Regions from separate parts of the Mus musculus genome. Here region 1 is linked to region 2. The links are chromatin loops, found by intact Hi-C in ENCODE. Cell type or tissue: left cerebral cortex. All regions are shown on one strand. Each heading gives the region's core, and the rest is flanking DNA. Links, peaks and the distances in the headings are about the cores only.

Evidence for each region. Peaks named below come from ENCODE experiments on the same cell type or tissue, not always from the same donor. Only the 100,000 strongest peaks of a DNase experiment are listed, where the experiment ranks them.
Region 1: it touches region 2 in a loop (2.3-fold over the local background); 1 of 42 quality-filtered maps calls a loop at or near these places.

Annotation. Positions count from the first base shown.
Region 1 is chr16:13,939,235-13,942,146 of GRCm38, reverse strand. Mpv17l (Mpv17 transgene, kidney disease mutant-like) reads right to left here and starts at 1,482. Exons shown (of 4, transcript NM_033564.3): 1 at 1,124-1,482. The coding sequence starts at 1,433. In left cerebral cortex, for the core only: no CTCF peak of the experiment used is centred there; a DNase peak (open chromatin) is centred at 1,521; H3K4me3 peaks cover 1,928 bases; H3K27ac peaks cover 1,824 bases.
Region 2 is chr16:14,103,813-14,106,724 of GRCm38, reverse strand. It overlaps a transcript of Bmerb1 not described here. Among named protein-coding and RNA genes, the nearest start is that of Marf1, 54 kb to the left of the region's middle. In left cerebral cortex, for the core only: no CTCF peak of the experiment used is centred there; DNase peaks (open chromatin) are centred at 646 and 1,707.

The sequences.
Region 1 (2,912 bases), core at 99-2,598, 160 kb after region 2:
AACAGGCCACCAGGTCTTTGATGTTTCCTGTGGGTTATAGAAGGAAAGGAAGTTAATACAAACTCCCTATAATACCTCCCAGAGGAGGGTAAGTTTCTTCTAGATGGTTCGCCTACCTTTATTCGGTTTTAGAAGACATTAACAAGCTGAGCCTGGTGGGTCAAGAATGTCACCCCAACAACTTGGGAGATTTAAGTGGGAGAATCACAAATTCAAGACCAGCCTGAGCAACTCAGTGAGCCCCTGTCTCAGAATTAAAAACGAACTAAAGACTGCAAATATAGTTCAGTTGGCACAGCTTGAGGCCGGAGGGAGGCTTTAGGCTCAGTTGCTGGTGATCTACCATCCCCAATGACAGTCCCTGGAAAAGACTCTCCAAACACGGAGTGGCCCTCCCCAGCTGCCACTGCCTTTTAGGATACAGAAATTGCTAAGGAGACAAAAACCAAGAGACCCTTTGTTGTTCTCAGTAAACCAGGCAGAAAAGATTCCCAAAGCCAGCTCATCCAGCCCGGCTTGAAAACAGCTTCCTCATAGGTACACCACCCCCTCCCATTCTCTGTGTGACCCCACCCCAGGGAAATCTTGTTGCTCAAGCAAGACTAAGACCCTGGAAATGACTTCTGTAATCGCATATTTCACCCACTCTGCCCCCAGAGTCACCACCGATCCCATCACTTTTGAGTTAATGTGCTGGCCGCAGAGCCTCAGGTGTGGCTTTTTCTAGAACAGGTGGAGTCTAGGGATGGAGCTGCTATGGGGCTAAGCTAGGGTCTCTTGAAGATGCTTCTTTCTGGAGGAAAAGTGACCTCTCCCTCCTGAACTCTGTCAACCTCAGCCTCTCAGCTCGGACACCAACCCTCTGAATCCCTGGCACTTGGCATCTCCAGTTCCCCGGCCAGCGGCCCCCAAATTCTTCCTTCTGGAAACCTCAAGTCCTCCAATGTCCAGACCTCCGATCGCTGCTTCAGAACTTCCTTTCAGCCTTAATTCCCGGGCCGCAGAGTTGTCACCTCCTGCCTTAGCCCCAGTGGCTTTAGATCTCCGGTCTCCCCGTTCCCCGCACCCACCCCCACTCCCGAGCCTCCTGCCTGGCCTCCAGTGCCCGGCCCTGGCCCCTCACCGACGTAGAAGGCAGAGAGGGCTATCGGCCCTCCGACAGTCTGATCGCATAGCACCTTGGCCAGGACCGTGCGCGGCGCGCGGCCTGGCAGGGCGCGCTCCAGTAGGCGCAGCCACACGTAGTTGAAGTTTCCGTGGAAGGTCACGGCCAGAGTGGCCACGCGACGCGTCTGGCGCCAGTCGGCTGGGCCTCCCCGCAGTCGCTGCTGCAGGGCATCACCCGCCGAGAAGAGCCCGGCGTAGAGCAGCACGTTAGTGGGCCACGGATAGCGCCGTGCTGCCTGTGGAAACGCGCGCCACCAGCTCGCCATACCTGCCCCGGGTGCCCTCAGGGCCTGCACACCTGACTGCATGCATTTCAAGCGCCAGAGCGATTGGACCTCCCTCTGCACACCCAACCCGCTGGTCCAATCCAGTGACAGCTGGCCACCGAGAGGGCGGAGCTTCTGTGGTGATGTACGGCGTCCACCGGGATGTGACAATTTCCATGAAATTTCCAGGAGAGACATTCAGAAAACAGACTGCCTAGCATGGCATCGGTTCCCCACTACCGCAATAAAAAGTAAGAAAGCAAGCTAGCTCCAAAGTGTCAATGTACTGGAGATGCTGGCATACAGAGAATCATTCTTTTAGCACACAATACATCATCTTACTGGGTCACTATAGGCCGATGTCAGAAGAATGAATTACTGCTGGATGTGCCTATTCTGCCCTCCAGCTTGTGTCTTCGTGACCCCTGACATCCCAAAACAGGCTTGGAGACCCATGGTGTCAGTTCCAGGGGCAAGGGTGAGCATTTGGGGAGCAGGCAGAAGCTCTGACCTTGTGCAACTCATTTTCTCCATGTCTTTTTCTGCCTTACCCTCCTTCTGTGATAGCCAGCCTCTCTTCCAACACTCCCCTCTGTCTTGTTTGTTCACTGTAGTTTTTATTTTTTTAAAAAATCTAGTACCTTTAAAAAGATATTTTCTATTTATTTTTAAATATTCATTAAATTTTACTTTATGTGTATAGGTGTTTTGTCTGTATATCACTTACCATACTAAGTGCCCACAAAGTTACATACCATCATTAGCTGCCATGTGAGTGCTGGGAATTAAACCTGGGTCCTCTGGAAGAGCAACTAGTACTCTCAACCACTGAGTCATCTCTCCTGCCTATTTCAATTACTTACATTCTCTCAATCTCTCCCTCTCTCCCTCTCCCCCCCCCCTCTCTCTCTGTGTGTTGGGGGTGTGGAGATCAGAGGACAATTTTTATTTCTCTCTTTCCACTATGTAAAGTCCTGGGGACTGAATTGAGGATGTCAGGCTACTAAACCCCTTCACCAACTCGGTGCTTGAATTTTGAAATATTTTCAGACTCAGGGAAAATGTAGGAAAATTATACAAAGGAAGCCAGATGTGAGACATACCCTCTCATCCCTACACTTGGAAGGGAGGAGTGCTGAGGCAAATTGCCCAGAGTTTAAGGCAAATTGCCCACTCTAGGCTATAAAACAAGACCCAATTTCAAAACAAACAAACAAAACAAAACAAAAAACAGAAAATAAAAATATACAAATAATTCCCATATAATCTTACTTGTTTTGTTTTGTTTGAGTCAGAGCTCACATTGCCCAGGCTAGCCTCAAATTCCTAATCCTCCTTCTGCTGCTGCTTCCTAAGAGCTAAAGTTACAGGCTTGGGCCACAGTGTTCAGCTACCATATGCTCTTTGCTTGGTCCTCCCCAAGTGTGGCATCTTACATAAGTGTAGTATGATTATCAAAACAAGGAAAAATGTAGGGGT
Region 2 (2,912 bases), core at 313-2,812:
CCGCACTGATCTGTCTCCCTCACTAGGATACAAGGTTCACATAATCCATTTCCCAGCACGTACCAAGGACCACATTGACCAAGGGAATTACCTCACACATCCACAAGTTGAAACATGCCTGATGTTTGTTTCTTACGCTAGCTGGCCTCGGCACTCTGACCCAGCCATCTTGCTCACCCGCTGCCTTGTGCAGGACAGCTGAAGAGTTCTGGTGCCTGAACCCAACTCCATCACTTCCATGTTATATGACTTTGAGTTCATCACGTCTCCATCCCGAACCTCAGTTTCCTCATCTGCCAACTGGGGATGATGGACCTCAGTTTCCTCATCTACCAACTGGGGATGACGGCCCTGCAGCAGCGCAGTGAAAGGAAGCTTTTGACTGGGCTTCACTCTGCACGGGCTTTCTTCTCTAGCAGCTCCTGCTTAGTTTGTATCTATCCCCTTAAGTCAGTATGAAGCTAGGACTGGGAAAAGGGTGTAGAAAAGGATTGGATTGTAAGAAAGCTGGCCCGGGTCCCTGGACTTTCCCATTGTGCCCGTGGGAAGGCCCAGGAGGGTATCAAGCAGCAGACCTGGTTACATCGGTGCTTTTAGGCACAGCACGATCTGTCTAGAGGTAGAGACGTGGGAAGAAGGGCTGGCTGGTGAAGAACTTGAGATGTCCTTGGCAGGGGAAATGGTCTAGGAGACATGCCAACAGACAGGGTGTTAAGAGGAGCCAAGGAACTGAAGGAAGTCTGTGGTCTCGGTGTCAGGAGGTAAGGCTCAGGGTACAAGAAGGAGGGTAGGCTGCATAGAAGAGTACTGATTTTTCTTTCCACAGAAAAATAGCTTAGGAAGAATCTGTAGGCTGCTGTGGAGAGAGGAGTAATGAAGGGTTAACACATGGTTGTAGTTGATGAAAGTTGATAAAACAGTGACAGTGGCTACCCTAGGAGAGGGTACACACTCTCCAGATACTTATGACGTAGGTGCTGGAGACATAGCAATTGAATAGAAATGAGTAATAGGTCAAAGACAAGAGGACATGTCCTAGGATAGATAACCTTGGGCAGCTGAGAACAGGGGATACCCTTCCCTAACATGGAAATACTTAGAAGAAACCTAGTAACAAGTTAGACCAAGTCAACTGATTTTTACAAAGATTTATTAGTGTGTAGGGGGACAGTTGGGGCTGGGATATTCTCATGATACAATATGAGTGTGAAGATCAAAGGAGGATTTTCAGGAATCAGTTCTCTCCTTCTACAGAGGCTCCACCTCAGGTCATCAGGCTTGTATAGCAAGAATTTGGCCTGCTAAGCCATCCTATCAGCTTGAAGTTGATTGCTTTCATCTTAAGTCTCAGAGAGTAAATATTTCAGGACTCAGGGGCCGTGCGCTCTTTAATACTCAGCTCTACCATTTATCACAGAAGCACCTAAAGATGATATGTGACTGAGTGCAACTGACTTTTTTCTAATAAACTTTATTTATGGGGGCAAGAGAGGTTTTCGGTGGTCAGGAACACTGGTCGCTCTTCCAGAGGACCTAGGATCAATTCACATGGCAGTAACAGCCGTCATAACTCCAGTCCCAGGGAATCTAATACCCTCTTGGATTCTGTAGGCACTGCATGCAGGTAATGCACAAATATACATGCAGGCCAAACACGCATACACATAAGATCGAAGGTTTAAAAAAAAAACTTTATTTACAACCAGAGGCGGGCATACGTTAGATGGCAGCTTGCCAATCCTTGTTTTAGGATGTGTTACTTTAATGTGCACGTTGTATTCCAGTGTTGATTCAGACCAAATCTGAGTTTAGGAGGGATATCCAGGTCGAAAAACAAGTCTAGCAGTGTAGCTAGCTATCCAAGATGTTTGAGAAGTGGAAAAGAGAAAAGATCAGGTCTGGTGATGATCCCCAAGCATCAGGAAGGTTTAGCAGAGAGTAGAAAGTCTATAAGTCTTGCATTAAAGTGGAAAGAAGAGGACAGTTACAAGTCCAAAACAGCCTGTGGTCAAGCTGGTCTAGGAGCTCAGTTTAACTGACCAGAGGTCATGTAAGAAGCCAGAAAGGTGGCTCAGCAGTTAAGTGTCATTTTGTAGAGGACTCTAGTTCAGTTTCCAGCTCAAAACCTCCTATAACTCCAGCTCCACGGAGATATCACCCTGACACCCTCTTCTGGCCTCCATAGTTACCTGTATACATGCAACATACACACACACACACACACACACACACACACACACACACACACCTGTAAATAAAAATGAAAAGTTCAAAATTAAATAAGTAAAATAAAGGGGGCTGGAGAGAGGTGCTCCTGGGAGGTAGGACGCACACCTAGAGACTGAGGCAAAGCATATATATGTCTCTCCCAGGCACCAGAGACCATGAGGCCGACTGATGGGCACCAGCCTGATGTAACCTAGGCACAAGCTTGTATTCCTGATGAGAGGAGGTAGCTTTGAGACAGCATAAAGGACAGATTAATGGATTCAAGAAGTTTGCCAGTGGCTCAGTAGTAGAGCACTAACGTGTACAAGTCCCAGCCCCAGAAGGAAAACAGATGCATTCAGGAGGCAACTGGAGATTAGGAAGATGGACATGGCATGTCTATGGCCGCCTCTAAAGAAGAAAGCTAGGAAGATGCTGAGAAAGATGGCAATGAGGGCAGAGAGGTATTTGTTTAAATGGGAGATGTGTATAAATGCAGTAAGAAGAAAGGACTGTCAGGGAGGAACATGAGCAATGAGAGGTGATTCCCCCACTAGCTGCCATAGGATTCAACTATGGAGTCCTGCCGTTTCCTCACCTGTGCAGTGAGGACAGTAATAGGATCTGCCTGATGGGAGATGTGTGTATGGTACTTAGTGCCACGAGTAGGATTCCTGTTACCAGCCTCCTTGATGCCTTCCAGA